3 separate regions of the Mus musculus genome follow, and regions 1 and 2 are each linked to region 3. A link is a loop called in an ENCODE intact Hi-C map of the cell type or tissue named here. Cell type or tissue: heart. All regions are shown on one strand.

Region 1 (2,500 bases), 630 kb after region 3:
TCACTATAACAAAGTCTCAAGTTTCCGGAGATTTCACATGTGGTCAAAAGAACAGAGCTAGCTAGCTATGAGTATGGAGAGCACTTTGCCAGATAATTATTCTTCTGGTTCTTTGCTCAGAAAACTTGAATTAACTAAGCTAGGCTTCGATTATAGTAATTATTACTTGATTAATAAGAAAGGCATAGGCTTTGAAGGTGGATAGGCCTGAATTCTGTACATGCCTTTGCCGCTACCAACCAGCTGTGTGAGTTTTGGCTTTGGTTTCCTGACCAGTAAAATGGAGTCATTAGTGAGATAAAGTTTTAAATACTTTGCTATATGAAAATAATGTAGATCAGTAGATATTGTATTATTTCAAATAACTATTAGTGTTTTCTTTCTGGACTTATACGTCAGATTTGCTATACTACACCAGAATTTGCATGTGTAAGAAATATAAATAAGGAATTTATTGAATTAAACAGCAACAGTATGGCAACAGGGTAAAAGTGGCATGGAGCTGCCCATGAGTTTGTGCTGGCACTGGTTGATAAGACACTTAAATCAAGATGTAGGTTCCTTGTTGGGTCAGGTAACCAACCACAAGGATAAGGATAATGCTGCTTAATCCTAAAAACAAAACTAAAAGATTTCATCCATAAGGTCAGAGCAACATCGGTCGTCTTCCTCCACAGCCTGGCTAGTGCTCAAGGAAAGTCTCTGGAAAAAACAAAACAAAACAAAAACAAAAAAACAAAAAACAACCCACTATTGCCCGTGGTACCTAAGAGCTACTAGGCACTGAGATTCGGAGCAACTCACCCCGGAGACTCCGTTGGTATTGCCCCAGACTGTCCTCCAGGGTAGAGTTCCCTGGGGACTTCGCCATGGGGTCAGAGATGGGAGTTATGCGGGAAAGTATCCAGTGCACCCCTCCGAGGACAGGCCTAGCGCTGGGGATGAGGGGATGCCTGCCTGCTTCCTGTCGCTGCTGTCACTAGGGAACCAGGAACCCCGGACCGAGCTCCTAGGGGCTCTTCCTACCCCCTGGCCCTCATGGTGAACGTCGGGAATTGTAGTTCTCAGGCTTAAAGCCTGCAGCCTCGAGAGTCCTATGAGCCTTCCAGCTATACTACGCTTCCCAGAGGGCTATGCGCTCGGAGCGCCACTCCGACAGTTTAGCGGCCTGAGGCTGTTGCCAAGAGACGGGTTGGCGCGCCGCGCCCTTTCCCTTTTGCATCGCTTGGATTAGTCCCGCTGTCCTGCCATCCTCAGCCAGCTGGATAGACTCGCTGACAGAACCGGCCCGGTGAAGGACTTAAGACTCTTCAAAACGGGCCGGTGTGGAGTTGATCCCTGAGCCCTCGCAAGCATTCACTGCAAACTCGGTTTTAGTTAGGAGTTCTGTCAAAACTGTTTTTCTCTAGAAAATGAAGTGTAAATCTTCCAAACAGCCAAACTGTGAAAGTGACGGACACTGCAACTCCTAGCCTGCTCAGAGCCCCGCCCTCCGCGTGGAGTTGGCGCGCTGCCCGCTGGGAATCGTAGTCCTGGTTGGTTGCGGTCCCACTCCAGCCAAGCGGCTCTTTATTGTTCAAGACTGTCTTGAGGGCACGCCTGCGCAGTGGGCAGCTGCGAGAGCGTGTGGGTGAGACCCTCTGCAAAGCCCCCTTTCATTGTCTGGGTCTGGCGCCTGCGCAGTGAGGCATCGCTGGGCCCTGGCTGGAGGAGGGAGAGGACCTGGCTCGCTGCCCTTTGCGAGGCGCCTGCGCACTGAGCTGCCGTTCGCTGCCGTTCCCGCTATGTGTGGGGCGTGTGTGGAATAACGTTATTGCCCAGCGGAACCGAGGGGCCCCCAGCTCCACGGCGGCGGCGACGACGACGACGACAACGGCGAGGGGGTGGGGGGAGGACAGCGTGGCAGAGACAGACGGGACGCGCCGCGCCCCGCCTCCCGGTCCGGTCCCTCTCTGCGGTGAGGGGTAAGTGATGCGCTCGGGGTCGGCATGGCCCGGGATTCTGCACATCCATAGCTCCGGCGGCCGGGGCCGGGGCCTGGGCGCGGCCCGCGGCGGGATGGAGTGCGGGCCTGGAGGGCGAGGGGCGCCACCGGGACGCCCCGCGCGGCCGCCGCCCTCCCGTCCCCTCCCTCCCCTCCCCCATGGGCTGCGGCCGGCTGCACAGGGCCGGCTTCCCTTCAGTGCGCCCGGTCCTCTTCTGTTCACTCCCGCTTTGTGTAGCCGCCGCCTGAGCTGCCTGGGAACGCTGCGGGCGGAGCGTCTAAGGAATGGCTGCGCTGCCGCTGGGCAAGGGAGTTTTCCAGGGCGCCCATCCCTTTTGTAGGGTTGGTTTCGGGGTGTGAGGAGGGTGGCGGCGGTGAGGAGGGGGTGACGGACGACTAGCCTTCAGATGGCGTTGGGAGGGCGTGGAAGACGTGCTGTCACGCAGGCTGCCGGGCGACAGCACACCACGTAGCCTCCAGCTCGGTAGTAAACCCACGGGAGGAGCGAGTGGCTTC
Region 2 (2,500 bases), 200 kb before region 3:
GTGTGTGTGTGTGTGTGTGTGTGTGTGACTCTACATTGTATGAAGTTGAGTTTATGGTAGGGCAGCATCCTCCACTCTACAAATTTGTGAATATTTAATGAAAACATCACAATCTCATCTATTTCAAAGAGATTCTTTCCTCTCTAGTTAGACTGGTCAAGAGAGGCACTCTGTGGTCTGCCCCTGCCTGGGCTTTGTTTATACTTGCCTGACAAATGCTCAGCGAGATGTTTTCCCTCGAGGCTTCCTTTCCAGTCAAAACCCTCCCAGCTATCCCTCTGCCACTTTTTTTTTTTAAGATTTATTTATTTATTTATTATATGCAAGTACACTGTAGCTGTCTTCAGACACTCCAGAAGAGGGGTCAAATCCTGTTACGGATGGTTGTGAGCCACCATGTGGCTGCTGGGATTTGAACTCTGGACCTTCGGAAGAACAGTCGGGTGCTCCAACCCACTGAGCCATCTCACCAGCCCCCCCTCTGCCACTTTTGCCAGCATTCAATTTACTTTCTTTTCTGGGCCTCGCAGGAGAATGGAAGCAAGTTCAGCACCTGCCAGATACTGTGCTAAATCCCTTATACTCAATGAGTCAGCGAAGTGGGCACTCTCGCTCTACCCAGTTCACAGATAGGACAACTGAGGAACAGAGTGACATTACAACTTTCTCAATGTCACACAGTCGTAAGTGGCAGGTACGGTATCCCGGCTAGATTCCTGAGTCTTTGCCAGTCACTAAGCTATGTTGGGGATGACTTAACAGCCAGAGCTGGAGGGCCCTGCCCTTGCTTCCTAGGTGACTACATGCCCTTGGGGGACTAATGACATCCTTCATGGATTCATTCAGTGAGCAGACACTGGGAGCCTACTGAGTACCAGTGTCTGTTCCTGTAAACAGAGAACAGCTCAGCCGGTAATGAACCGCTCCACCACACAACACCTCCGAAGATGGCAGAGAGGCAAACGCTAAATGGACGTGCAGCACCCAACTTGACTGGCTGGTTAATTATACTTCTATTAGGCGCTATGAAGGAAAATGTATTGTGTTGGAAGGGAAACTGGTTTGGAGCAATTAAGGAGGGATTTCCTGAGGAAAAGGCTGCTTTGTTACCTTTGCTCCAGTGAGGATAGTATCCTGGCACTCGGTGGGGACTGGGGAGCACCCAGACGAGAAGGGTGGATTTCAATGGATCAAGGAACTCAAGTTCTCATGCTCAGCTTGGAACAGAGGAACCAGTGTGGGGAGCTTCAGGGAGGAACCCCAGTCGGGATAGAACTGATGCCAGCAAACACTGCTGTCTGTGGGCCTGTATTTTTCCTGATGCTTGAGGGACAGTCTCGGCGATCCGCACAGGCCAGTCCACAGGGATGGAAAGTCACTTGTTGAGAACGTGACTGGAGTGCTTGATTTCTGTGAAGACCCGGCAGCCATCCCCGCCTCTTACCCTTCCTTTGATCCTGCTCTGAGACAGTCTCCTTGTTTCCTGTTACATGTTTGCCTCTCTCTTAAAAACCAGACAGAGCAGCTCCTGCAAGCTCTGGACTTCACCCAGGGAGAGTCTCCCTGTGGGCATTGGCTGCAGCTTGGGCTGGTACGGTGGAGTCCACCAGAGACAGAGCGCCAACACGGGAGAGACAGGCGCAGGCCTGCAAAGGTTGGTTTCTGGTGGGGTGGAGTAAGGTCACCTCGCGTCTCCTCCTCGTCATTCTGACACAGCTGCCCAGATCTCTTCTGTGCACATTCTAGAACTTCCCTCAGGATTGTTCTGGACAAGCCAGACACCACGTGTCCATGTTTTATCTTCAAGATATGTGTTAGGCAGAGGACTCTAATGAGCTGCTGAGTTACCTTCCTGAGCAGGAGGTGTTTGGGGCACTTGGAGCCATGTAAAGGAAACAAAGAGATGTCCATGCAACCAGAGGGGAAGCATTCCTCCAAGTGTGTCCTCACTCAGATGGATGCACAGCTGAGCCTCACATGTGTCGGCAGCTAATTTCTGCTCCAGACTACTCTGCCACTCCCGTGGGGACTTGGGGAAACAAAACTCATATAGGATTCCAGGCTCCCAGTTTTTGATATTCTGACTCCTGAGCAGCCCAACCTCCCAATGAATTATAATTTGGCCCATGGGAAAGAAAGCAGAAGGTCAGGTTGGGCGGTGGACTAGAAGATGGATGAGTGTTGGTCACTTTCACCACCAACCTGATGTATCTCCTAGGAGACAAGTCTCTGGGTACTTCTGTGAGAGTATATAATAAACTGGGAGTCTGGGTCTCTTGTGGGAAGGAGTGAGTTTAACCAAGGAGGGAAGATTCATTCTGAAAGCGGTAGCACCACTCCCTGGGCTACCTGGTCACTGGCCAAGAACTTGCACTGCTTCGGACTGCCGTTTCTCTTGGGACTGGTCCTTTCTGCTTGAGGGTGACCTGGTGACTCTGCACATGAGGATGCTGAGGTGGCACCTCATTAAATCTTGAGACATGAAGCACGGATTCAAAGG
Region 3 (2,500 bases):
GCCCCGGAGCCGCGGCCGTCCCGGGCGCTGCAGCTGCGGCGGCCCGGCCCCCTCCCCCGCCCGCCCGCCCGCCCTCCGCACCGGGAGGCGCCGCCGCAGCTGCACCGAGTCCGCCCCGCGCCGCAGCTGCACCGGCCGGGGAGCGCGGCCAGGCGAGGCGAGGCGAGCCCGCACCGCCTGCCCTCCGCCACACTAACTAACTCCGCCCGGCGGGAGCCCACGGTCGGCAGCGGGGCAGGGCGGGCGCGGGGACTCACACGGAGCGGCCCGAGTCGCCGCGTCCCCGCCGCGTCCTCCTCCTCCTCCTCCTCTGCCGCCGCCGCCGCCGCTGGACTTGTGGGCGTCCTCCGCCGGCCCCCGCCCGCCCGCCGGCCCCGGCCCGGGCCCCGCGCGCCCCCGCCGCCCCCCGCCCGCGCTGGCAGCCTGAGGCGCGCGGCCGAGCCACAGGGCCCCACTCTTTCAACGGCTCCCCATGGCAGCAGCCCAGCGGCGGCCGCAGCCTGCCAGACGCACGGGCGGGAGCGGGCGGGCGGGCGGGCGAGCGCGGCGCCGGGCCGGGGGGCGGGGCGGGCGGGGCGCGGGCGGGGGGCGGACGACGCACACGCACGCACGCGGCGGCGCGGCCCAGATGTGGCCCCGCCCGACCGGGCCGCCCCTTGCCGGCCGCTCAGCGATTGAGCGAAAGCGGCGGGCCCCGGTCTCTGGCCCGCCCCCGGCCTCGGTGGCGCCCAGTAGAAGCGCGGTGTTCCGGGAGGGCGGAGAAGCGGCGGGACTGACGGGGCAGCTCGACCAATAGGAGTGGCGGTCAGGAGCTGCCGCTTGCGCGCGCCAATCGCAGACGGCGACTGTTGGGTGGGCGTGGTCTTCTCGGGGAGGGGCGGAGCTCGCGGACCGCGGCGGCGGCGGCGGCGGCAGTAGCGGCGGCAGTGGCTCCCCTCTGGGTGACTTGGCCGTGAGAAAGTGAAAGGAGCCCGCAGGCGGCGGCGACAGCTGCGCGGGGAGGGGCCTGCTTCCCGGCTGGAGACAAGCGCGCTCTGGGGGTGTGGAGCGAGCGAGTCCGCGTGCACCGCGACGGCCATAAGTATACTTTTTCTCGGGGCAGGTGTCCCGGGGAGGCCGAGCGCGCGGGGCCGCAGCTGGCCAGGGCCAGCCTGGGGCCGCTGGGTCTGGCCCTCCTGCGGTGCTCGCCCAGGCCCCGTTCTCCTCAGGGACGCGCCGCCTCCGGCCTGCCGAGTCGGTCGCCAGGTGCATGCGAGCTACAAGCTCCTAGCGGCTGTGAGAGGCGCCTTTCCCCGGCGTCCTCTGTTCAAGTTGCAGCTGCGTTTCTTTTCACGATCCCCGCGTCCCGTCTGTACTCTCCGTGACAAGCAAAGACACTGCCCCGAGACCAGTCTTAGACCTTTCCAGTGAGATTGATACTTGTAGACGCTTTAGTCTGTTCCTTAATTGGTGCGTAAGGAGCCACGGCTTTGTAAGGAAGGGAGAGACCTTATTTTGTGTTGCACCTCTCTCCCTTCAGATAAACTTCTTCCTTACCTGTTCTTTGTGCCTAACCAGCAAAGAGGAAATGTAGAAAATTTCTGCCCTCAAGATAATGGAAGGCAAGAATAACACACAAGTAAAAAGTTGAGTAACAAGCAGGGGAGAGAATGATTCAAGACAATAAGAAAAGTGCATAGCGAGGAAGTCAACACACTAGTAATTGTCTAAATGAAATGTGTTTACTGTTTGCTATGTGAACGCTGACTGGCAAGCCTGGTTGCTAACCAACTCACCAGGAAACCTTGCAGCTGAGCAAAATCTGCTTTCTCTTTCTTCCAGGACAAACTAGTAAAGAAGTTGAAAGTAATTGTGTGGGCAAATCAGACATATTGAATTGCTAATGAACACACATACTACGCCAAGTTCCCAAAACTTTGATATTCTGTTGGAAACAGTAATGGTTTCTACTCTTTCCTCAAATCTCTTAAATCCTCATGATGGATGGGGGCGGGGGGGGGGGGGGAGGGCGGGGGGGGGAGGGCGGGCCTCAGGGGCATCCTCAGATTCAACCCGAATTTCTTACCCCCCCCCCCCCCGTGCTTCCCAGAAGAAAGACCCACTCTCAATTTGTTTAGACATTTTGGGAGTTTACAGGTGGTGTTTGTTGTAGTTTGATTTGGCTGTTTGAGACAGGGTCTCTGCATTAGATGGTCCTTACTGTTCTGGAACTCACATGTAGACTAAGCTGGCCTTGAACTCACACAGATCTGCCAGCCTCTGCCTCCCAAGGGCTGGGATTAAAGGCTTGAGCCACCTCATGTGCCTACCAGTATTCTAGATGAATGAAATACTTAAAAAAAAAAAAAAAAGAAAGAAAAAGAAAGAAACATAAAAAGAAATCTATATGTTTCATGGAGAATTCAAGAGGATAAAAGGAAAAAGATGTTTATATTTATAAAGCCATGTTTCACCAATTAAAAGCTAACAATAAGGGGTTAACAAACCTCTTGATAAATAG

What was found. Hi-C counts contacts between places; a loop is a spot of excess contacts. Peaks named below come from ENCODE experiments on the same cell type or tissue, not always from the same donor. Only the 100,000 strongest peaks of a DNase experiment are listed, where the experiment ranks them.
Region 1: it touches region 3 in a loop (2.2-fold over the local background); 2 of 42 quality-filtered maps call a loop at or near these places.
Region 2: a loop joins it to region 3, with 5 times the contacts of the local background. A loop is called at or near these places in 7 of 42 quality-filtered maps.

The regions. Positions count from the first base shown.
Region 1 is chr1:176,813,360-176,815,859 of GRCm38, reverse strand. Sdccag8 (serologically defined colon cancer antigen 8) reads right to left here and starts at 1,200. Exons shown (of 18, transcript NM_029756.3): 1 at 805-1,200. The coding sequence starts at 871. It also overlaps a transcript of Cep170 not described here. In heart, no CTCF peak of the experiment used is centred here; DNase peaks (open chromatin) are centred at 1,149, 1,709 and 2,279; H3K4me3 peaks cover 2,353 bases; H3K27ac peaks cover 1,986 bases.
Region 2 is chr1:177,635,867-177,638,366 of GRCm38, reverse strand. No RefSeq gene overlaps it. Among named protein-coding and RNA genes, the nearest start is that of 2310043L19Rik, 5.8 kb to the left of the region's middle. In heart, no CTCF peak of the experiment used is centred here; a DNase peak (open chromatin) is centred at 1,116; H3K27ac peaks cover 399 bases.
Region 3 is chr1:177,440,353-177,442,852 of GRCm38, reverse strand. It overlaps Zbtb18 (zinc finger and BTB domain containing 18), which reads right to left and starts at 502. Exons shown (of 2, transcript NM_001355099.1): 1 at 258-502. In heart, CTCF peaks have their summits at 1,057 and 1,259; a DNase peak (open chromatin) is centred at 772; H3K4me3 peaks cover 2,296 bases; H3K27ac peaks cover 1,802 bases.